Linked DNA regions of Homo sapiens: region 2 is linked to region 1. A link is a loop called in an ENCODE intact Hi-C map of the cell type or tissue named here. Cell type or tissue: endothelial cell of umbilical vein. All regions are shown on one strand.

Region 1 (5,000 bases):
GTGTTGCAAATCCACTAGAATTGAAAGGACATAGACGTTCTGCACTGCTACTTTTAGAACTGGCTCAAGCTCGGACAACAAGGTGCTTCATTTTCCTTCTTTCTATTGTTTAGGATCCTACTGAAGAGTTCAAAGCTGTAACAATGCATTAAACTGAAAAGCTTTCAGTGTGGGTAGCATTTGTAATTTTAAAAGAAGATAAACCTCTCTATGGAGTTAACATGATCTGTGAATGTGGGACCTGCTAGGAATCAGATATCCTAATGAACTTTGTCTTGCTCACTTGAAATGGAGAATTAACCAATTCTTTTAAATAATTCAGAAATCTAAAATGAAAGGAATGGGGCACAAATTTCTATTGTACTGCACAAAAAATGGGGAATGAAAAGAAACATTTTATGTTTTCAGTAAAACTATACTCCTAAATCTTTTGCAACGGAAACACTTTTAAATTTATTGGCAATCATAATTGTTTTATGCCATCTAACAAACATAATGGCATCTGGTATAAATACCTTGCAACTAACCTCATTTTATAGTCTCCACCTCCAGCAGAAAAATCAAATGAAAACTCAGTCCATTGTTTAAAAATATCTATTAAAGTACCATATACTCATAATACTTGAGACTGTAGAAAAAAAGAACAAAGTGTTCATAAAAAAATAAGAATGTAATTTTTCTATAAAGATGTATATTTTGTCAAAAAAAAAAAAAAAAGAAACTTAAAAAGAAGATGTCCCTGGCACCTAGTTCATGTCTATGAGGCAATGAGGTGGATGAGAGAGAAGGCGAGCTACATTTTATTGAGTATCTATTTATGGATTGTTGCAAGTGCTCAGCACTTTCCACATATCTACATCCAGACATATAATCCACACAGAAACAGTCCTGTTAGTTCTGAGGATGTAGTTAAGCCTGTGGGTGCCTGAACAAGGCTGAGGCAGATACCTGGGAAGATGAGATAAGAAATAAAGGAAGAGATGACAATCCTAGATGAGAGCAAAACAAGAGGAAGGAAAAGGAACTAACGTTGTTTGTGCTCAGAACAAAACAGCAACGAAAACACATTTCCTGGGAAGGTGATGACATCGCACCTTATACATTAGAAAATAAAAGTTTAAGAGTTTAAATAACTTGTTCAAATTTATACAATCAATACATTATAGAACCAGAGTTTGAATTCCATTCTTTCTCTAATAGAATGCCATGGTTAAGCAGTTAAGACTCTGGACTTAGAGTTGAGTCTGAATACCCTTTATGCCTTCTTGACTGTAGGACAAGCTACTTAAATTCTTTGTGTCTCAGTTTCCTAATCTGTAAAATGGGCACACTAATAGCACCTACCTCCATAGGATTATATTAAGATGATATAAGATCATGAATATAGAACTCAGCACAGTGCATGGCTCTGGTGGCCATGAATAAAAATGGTCCACCCTGACCACCTGTTGCAAGGAACATGGTTGCCTAACAGGGCTGCTCCTCTGAATCCACCACCACATTTGCTTAAAGGCCACACTTCCTCCAGGCTGTTTCCAGCCAATAACTGAGGGGGAGGATACCAACACAGACCCATTCCTATAAAACACAGAATTCTTCCAACAGGGGACTTAAGCTCAGGGACTCTCCATTGGCATGGTCAAAATTTTCTTAGAAGCTTACTCCAGGCGCAGTGGCTCACACCTGTGACCCCAGCACTTTGAGAGGTTGAGGCAGGTGGATCTCTTGAGCCCAGGAGTTTGAACCCAGCCTGGACAACATAGTGAGACCCTCGTCTCTACTAAAAATACAGTAAATTAGCTGGGCTTGGTGGCGTGTGCCTATAGTCTCAGCTATTTGGTAGGCTGAGGTGGGAGCATCACCTGAGCCTGGGAGGTTGAGGCTGCAGTGAGCCATGATCATACCACTGCACTCCAGCCTAGGCAATGGGAGTGAGAGCTCTGGGATTCTTCCAACCCAATCTCTCATTCTTCCCTCCTCCTTTCCCACCTGTCAGAACTGTACTGCAGCCTAAAAGTTCTCTCAATCTACTCTTGCTCTGTCCCCCTTTATATTTGATAGGTATTGCCCCAATAAATCTCTTGTCCTATCAGGACATATTATTCTTGGAGGACCCAAACTAACATACTGGCACACAGAAAGTCCACAATGATTGTGAGCTACTATTATGATTATTATCACCAAAAATCATTATTTTTGTTATTATCTGGCTTTAAGCCTAATAGAGTTTAACCCTATTTCCAAAATTGTTTTCCTTGAATCTGTGAACACTATTCTTTTTTAAAGCAGGAGGATTCAAAGGTTACACTATATTTCTTTAACATGTTCAAACAAGATTTGTCATACCTAGCAAAGTTGTCCCAATTACAGATGAAAACATATACATTTATCATTCCATATTGCACATGAAAAATATGGCCCCTTCTATTTTCAAGTTTATCAGAAATGCCATTTCTCTACTTCACCTTTGGATGTGCGAATTCCAAATGCTCTATTATTTGACTGATTTCCTATTTTCATCATCTTTCGTGAGTAAATGGTCTGCCAGTAACTGGATGTATGGGCTCACACAGTGTCGCAGTGGCTTACTCAATTAATACACGACTAATTAAACTTATACACTCACTTGCATGGGCTGAGTGGCTCTCAACTATTATATTGTACCTATTGACTGTGCCTCACAAGTGGTTTATTGTTCCAAGAAAACTACTGGGCTAGGTACCAGCAGATGCGGAAGGAATGGAATTTAAGCAGCCAAGTCACTAGAACTTTGTAGTACTCTTCCCAGATTTCATTTTCAGTGGGTTAAATTCCAGTGGTTTGACCTTTTGTGATCAGTGAAATCATCACAGACTAATCAAACCTTTTCATACACTGCTGTTACTATTGCCTATGTAACCTCCACAGGAATATGTGGAGAATTACAACTGGTTGCCAGATAAAATACAAAACTTGGTCTAGACAAACAATGAATACTTTGTTTGTGTAAGTATATTTCACGCAGTACTAAAAAATTATTCACTGTTTATCTGAAACTCAAATTTAACTTGGCATCTTGTTTTTTTTGGGGGGGGTTGGGGACAGTCTTGCTCTGTCACGGGTTTTGCCATGTTGCCCAGGCTGGTCTCAAACTCCTGGCCACAAGTGATCTACCTGCCTTGGCCTCCCAAAGTGCTGGGATTACAGGTGTGAGCCACCATTGTGCTACATCTGGCAACTATTTAGGAACAAAATCCACCTTCATGGTGAATGTATGTGAGACCTGGGGGTTATAATCTAATGGGGTCACGAGAGCAGGGGTAAGCTGAAACTCCACAGATTTCGACCTCCATTTTGAGAAATAATTGTTTACACAATTGGGTATGTGAAACCAAATATTATTCCATGCAAGTAACTTGGCTTTTAGTAATATGCACGAGGGAAAACCTTTGGAGGTACTAAAAGATACTGCCATGACAAATCAGAGTCTCATTCCTTAACAATGCTATGAATGAGGTCTTTGTGTACAACTCCACACTAAACTCTGTCTACTTTGCTTCCCACTGAACACTCATTATCTAGAACAGTGACTATCACAGTGTAGGGGATCAGGACATATCTACTGTACCAAGAAATGAATGGACTCATATGTGCATTCTTCCAGAGTATACCATGGCTTTTCAAGGATGTGCCATATCTTTTCCTTGGCTTACAAGATCCAATATGATTTGCCTTCCTGCTACTCATCTGCAACTATTCTCTCCCTTGTTTGTACCCTTCAAGCCACACCAACCCCCTTAGTGTTCTTCCAGCATGTCTCAGGGCTGTTATATTTAATGTTCCCTCTTCTTAGAATAAAAGTCCCTAATATCTGCATAATTCACTTCTTTGACTTCATTAGGACTTAACTCAAATGTCAACACATCAGAAAGGCCTTCCTTTACCACCCTTTATAAGACAGTACCCACATCCTCCCTTCTTTAATCCCTTATATTGCCTTATTTTCTTTTATAATGTTTGATGCCACTTGGCATGTGACATGTGTATTAATCAGCTGATTGTCTGTCTCCTTCCCCAAGAAGGTAAGCTAAATTAAGAGTAGGATTTTCTGTTTTGCTCAGTGTGATGCCTAGAACATGCCTGGTTCTTAGAGTGTATTTGATAAATACCTGTTGAATGAATGAACGAACAAATGGTGTCTTTTCCCTTTTACTAGACTATCAGGTTCTCAAGAGCAGGATGTCTGCTCTATCTCTGTATTCCCTTAACACATCCAATACCTAGTCCAAATATATCCAGCAATTCTATTTTTTTTTTTTTTTTTGAGACAGAGTCTCGCTCGGTCACCCAGGCTGGAGTGCAGTGGCGCAATCTCTGCTCACTGCAAGCTCTGCCTCCCAGGTTCATGCCATTCTCCTGCCTCAGCCTCCTGAGTAGCTGGGACTACAGGCGCCTGCAACCACACCCGGCTAATTTTTTTTTTTTTTAAGTAGAGACAGGGTTTCACAGTGTTAGCCAGGATGGTCTCAATCCCCTGACCTCGTGATCCGCCTGCCTTGGCCTCCCAAAGTGCTGGGATTACAGGCGTGAGCCATCCTGCCCGGCCTATCCAGCAATTCTTAAGAATGATCTGTTAAATTACTTATGAGAAAATTGAGGTACAAGTCTTTAAGTGACTTGGACAACTGATTTTCCCTTAACAGACGCTCAGTGTCAGGCTTTTAATGGCAAGTCTCTTTTGCTAATTTGACCTATTCGGAAGCTGTGATTTGGCTTCTTCTTGTTCATCTCTGAGTTTACAAGTGCTACTTGCTGAGAAGCTCTCTGGTTGTAAAATACCTACAGAGATCTAAGAAAACACTGACTTTCCTTCGTGGAAAGATTGTTGAAAAGCTATTCCTATTTTGCCGAGCCTTGCCACAATATCCTTACATTTCTCTTTTTGGATATTCACCATATGATGCCTGTGGATAAGCCATATGAGACTCCCTGGTTCCCTTTGGGTTAAAATCAACCAAGTA
Region 2 (5,000 bases), 160 kb after region 1:
AAAAAATAAATGTGGGAAAAGAATGGGTGTAAAGCCTCGAGTTGTTCCAAAAATAAAAAGTAATTGTCCTAATGACGCCATCTTTTCTCTTTGTCAATACCATTCTATTTTCTTTTCAGTTGCTATCTTCTTCTCTTCCAGATGTGCAACTCTGGGACATATTATTATTACAACACATAAGCATATGCATATATACACTTGTTTAAAAAAATTTGTTTTTATTTATGATAATAGAGACAGGGTCTCCCTATGTTGCCCAGGCCTGTCTTGAACTCCTGGACTCAAACAATCCTCCCACCTCAGCCTTTCGATGTGCTGGGATTACAAGCATCAGTAACCTCATCCAGCCTAAAAAGTAAATTATAGCTAATTCTACGACACAGACTTTAGTTTACTATGTTAAAATGCATGATTATCAATCCACCATAATAACAACTAATAAATACTTCAACTTAGTCATCAATCTTAAGAGTGGTCATAACTAAAAGACTCTAAGTCATATGTTATAGCCTGTATAGTTCAAACAGGTAAGAAAGTTCATGAGACATGTAAGCAAGATTTCTGAGTCCCACAGAGTAACATGGACATGAGAAAACAGCAGACCCCGCTTTCCACTACAGCCTGACTCACCACCTTTTACTGATTTACTGGAGGTAATGGAATACAGAGGCTTAGTAAGAACAGAGGAGAGCTGTGCATAATGGGATTTAAATAATCTGATTTTCCTAAGAAAAGAAATTGAGAAGCAAAGAGATAAAGGATTTTCTGTACACACACACACACACACACACACACACACACACACACACACTCACACACACAGTCTGTAAAGCACCCTGTAGTTTCCAAAGCATTTTTGTATCCCTCAGATATCATTTAATCATCAAAAAAACCCACAAAAGGCAAGGAGAGCAGATACTATTATTCCTCTTTTTGTTTTTTGTTTTTGAGACAGAGTCTTGCACCGTCACCCAGGCTGGAGTGCTCACTGTAACCTCTGCCTCCTGGATTCAAGCGATTCTCCTGCCTCAGCCTCCTGAGTAGCTGGGATTACAGGCATGCACCACCACGCCCGGCTAATTTTTGTATTTTTAGTTAGAGAGATGGGGTTTCACCATGTTGGCCAGGCTGGTCTGGATCCACCCCCTCAGCCTCCCAAAGTGCTAGGATTACAGGTGTGAGCCACCGCACCCAGCCCCTATTATTCCTTTAAGAGACAGGGTCTCACTATGTTGCCCAGGCTGGAGTGCAGTGGCTATTCACAGGCACAATCGTAGCCCACTACAGCCTCAAACTCCTGGGCTCAAGTCATCCTTCCACCACAGACTCCTGAATAGCTGGGCTAGTCCCAGTTTTTTATAAAAAACAGAGGAGCAAAGAAGTTATGTGATTTCAGCAACAATATATTCTTGATTAATGGCAGTGATGGAACCAGACTCCAAGTTTTCTGAATTCTAGTCTAATGGTACCCCCACTAGGCAATGCTGTCAATTTACATTCATTTTGTTCACTCAACAAATATTTACTGAGTACCAGTTGTATGTCAGGCACTGTTCTAGACACTGGGAAAACAAAGAGTGAACAAGACTAGTAAGTTCCCTTCCTCATAAAACATTCTAGTGTACATATGCATGTATTTATAATAACTATAGTTTAATATATATGGCTTTTCATACACTTTTCTATACCAGCCAGTTTATGAGACTCATTAAAAATTAAGACCACATATAAATATTTATTATTTTTTAAGAACTGCATTCATTAGGTCAACAGAGAAAAAAAAAAACTCCAGCCACTCCCGCCTCCCTTCCTTCCTCATTCCTCCACACAGCTAGCCTTTTAAAACAATCTAAGTAAACAGCAAAGTAACATCTATTTGAGTTACACATTGGTTCACATGCTGAGAAGAAGAAAAAAAAATGCCTATAAAAGTCTTTAGAAAAAGGAGAGGTTCAAAATTATGGAGAGGGCTTTTTTACAGGATCGTTTTAAGCACACACAGGATCTTAAAGAATGCACATGGACATCTTGTTTGGAAAAAGTTTATTCTTTTTTCCTTCGTCTTTTTAATCTACACAAAGCACAGTCTTAAAAAGCCTGGGTGGGGGGGGCAGTGTCTGCTCCCCATCTCTAGGTCTGTTGCTGAATGAAAGATCGACAGGAAATTAACGCAGTGGTAGGGAGTTGCTTGCCAAGAGTGAACTCTGAAACAAAAGACCCACTATTGTGTAAGAAAATCTGACATCTATACCCTCAGCCATGTTCTAAACTTCGGTAATCCTTTAGTATGATCTATGATTTGTTATAAGTTTTTAACATGTATATCTAAAGTGTTGTGTTACTCCTCATCTTCCAACTCCTCCTGAAAAAGAAACAGATTTTAGTTTCTTTGGTTCTTTTCTTCTTCCATCCCTTTTCTCCTTAATTGTCTTTTTAGCCAGCAACAGAGTTAGTCAATGAATTCAACCAGCTTCCTTCTTTCACCAGCCATGCCAAAAGACACTATCTTTGTGGCTTAAAGGATTTCAACTGCTCCCAAGTTATCTGAACTTATGGTACTTGAGGTTTGTTGTTTTGGACTGATGTTTAAGAAAATGCTCATTTCTTGATCCATGAGTGAACCTGACATGGCGGTATTTCCTCATTTCTAACAGTTTTCATAACATTAATATCGTGAAAAGAATACTGAAACTGATGGTGGAAGTCTGTAATCTAAGAATCTAAAACTAAACCACGTCCTCCTCGGGTGGATCCAGGAAGCATGATCCATTTATGGGATGAAGTTAAAAGGGGAGATTTCTTTTAGTAATGGGAGTGGACAGGCTGGCTTGACGTTCAGTGCTGATCTCTCAGATAACTTTTCTGAGGGATTTTCCTCATTCTTTTTTGACCAAATGACATAACCAAAGCTTAGCATATCTTCAGTGCTAATCTCAACAAGCAAATTGGGTTTACTTCATTTCTACCAATTGGCTTACCTATATATAATTTTTTCTACAGAAGTGTATAAAATTTTGACCTACCAAAACACAATTATGTTCCTCTGCTATTTAAATAGGTGCCAGTAAAGCCAGGAGTAGGAACAAGTCACCAAAGTATCAGCTGTAGAGGTTTTCTGGGCACACTCCAAAAGTCTACATCTGCTTGGCAACAATTCAGTGAAGAGATATGGTTACTCTTTTAACAGTAACAGAGCTTTCCCAGGCTTCAATGTATGAAAAACAGCTTGGTCTGTATCAGAAAAAAATTCAACCAGATCTGCAAAAATCACATACTTACTATCCTGACTGATCAACTTAAAAATTATTGCCATAAATGAAACCAAAATCATTAATGACATAGTTATCATAGAGTAGCCTGTTCACATGGTTTGAGAGTCCAAGTGGGAATCTTTTTTTTTTCCTTTTCTTTTTGCAACATAAACACTTAAGCATTTAGTGATAAAATATTAAAAGCTAGAGGCTCCAGATCCAATGAGTACAAGTTGCTGATATAGCATCATATACCAAGGAAAGGTGTCAAGCATGCTAAAATATGTCTGTAGCTTAGACATTAGGGGCCCTACTCTTCCCCTAATATGCTTGCCTTGTTCCTACTGTCCACAGTTAAATGCACACATCAGCACTAAAATGCATCCCCTTAAAATCTAGGGAGGAAATTCAACACATCTATGTCAATGAACAAAGTAATTGTCACATTTATTCACTACAAACAACAGATCTAGACACTGTTTTTAATTATAACATTAATTGATCTTTTGTAATCACTAATTAGAATGATAACATCACATTTAGTTACTTTCCTAGCCAGAGTGAACTTCCAGTTGCTGGAAAATGCATCAGTGAAGAAGAGGGTGAGGTGTACAAAAAAGAAAGATTTAGCAAAAAAAAAAAAAAAAGTCATACTATTTTTTTTAAAAGAAATGTTTTACCACAGTCAAGCACATTTTATATTTTAATTAATCTTGCTTCGTGTGAAGATTTCATTTAGTCTCTTTGCAATTAGAGTTCATATTGGTATTATATAAAATGTTGCCCCACTGTTGTGAAATTAGGAACAAGGAAGACTAGATTGATGACCAGAAAAGCTACCTTTTGTGCCTTGAGGAAAAAAGAAACGTCTTATGAATCTGTCATAGCCCTAGTCTGTGAGAAATGTAAAGGACTTTAATGGGTATTTTAGTAGAACCACTTAAAATTAAGTGATGAATTGGAATGGGAAAAGTTATTCCAATAAAAGCAAACAAATTAACTAACCTGACCTTGGTCCACATAAAAGATTCATTTTCTTAATGGAAACAAACTATTTGAGTCTAGCTCAGGTTTAACCACTGAAGTGTATGTGGAACCTAAATTAAGCTACAGAAACGTACGCCCCCCCACACACTCAGGTGCACACACACAGGGAGGTAAGAGTTCTTACAGCTTCGCAATTTGCCACTGGCGTGGTCTAGTAAGACCCACTTCTACAATGATTACCATATGAGTCAGAAACCTGTTAAGACCCAATTAACAAAAATGTTATGCATCACTGATGCATGTTTTGTCCAGAGCTTAATTCCATCGTTTTCCTAAATAAATTCTGTCTTTTCTACTCATTAACTTTCTCTTCCCTTGGGTACAAGTACCAACTTCTCTCCTATGTTGTTTAAAAAGGTTACAGAAGATCTGAAAGTTACAGGGCAATGTGTCTGTCTTTTTGTCCATGACTTAAAAAGAGTAAGATGACATCTGTCTGTTGTACATTTGGTATCTCTGATGCCGTAAAAACCACTAGTCTCCCTGATTTCACTAACAGTCTGAGAGGTAACATAATGTAAACCCCAGACAACTGGAAACAGCCTGGTTTTTTTCTCTTCTTCCTACCTGAATAACCAAAACTGTTTTAATACAAAGTAGAAGTGATTGCTGAGTAAGTCATTCTGGAAGCATAAGAAAAGCTTAGAGTGTAGGCTGGTAAGACTATCATGCTTGAAGCAATCACTGACATTGACTTTAGCT

What was found. Peaks named below come from ENCODE experiments on the same cell type or tissue, not always from the same donor. Only the 100,000 strongest peaks of a DNase experiment are listed, where the experiment ranks them.
Region 2: a loop joins it to region 1, with 1.9 times the contacts of the local background. A loop is called at or near these places in 5 of 110 quality-filtered maps.

The regions. Positions count from the first base shown.
Region 1 is chr1:61,285,731-61,290,730 of GRCh38, reverse strand. The region is part of intron 3 of NFIA (nuclear factor I A); the gene reads right to left. Among named protein-coding and RNA genes, the nearest start is that of NFIA-AS1, 35 kb to the right of the region's middle. In endothelial cell of umbilical vein, no CTCF peak of the experiment used is centred here; DNase peaks (open chromatin) are centred at 1,000 and 2,800; H3K27ac peaks cover 2,843 bases.
Region 2 is chr1:61,130,057-61,135,056 of GRCh38, reverse strand. All of the region lies in intron 2 of NFIA (nuclear factor I A), which reads right to left. Among named protein-coding and RNA genes, the nearest start is that of NFIA, 50 kb to the right of the region's middle. In endothelial cell of umbilical vein, no CTCF peak of the experiment used is centred here; DNase peaks (open chromatin) are centred at 2,156 and 3,126; H3K27ac peaks cover 1,497 bases.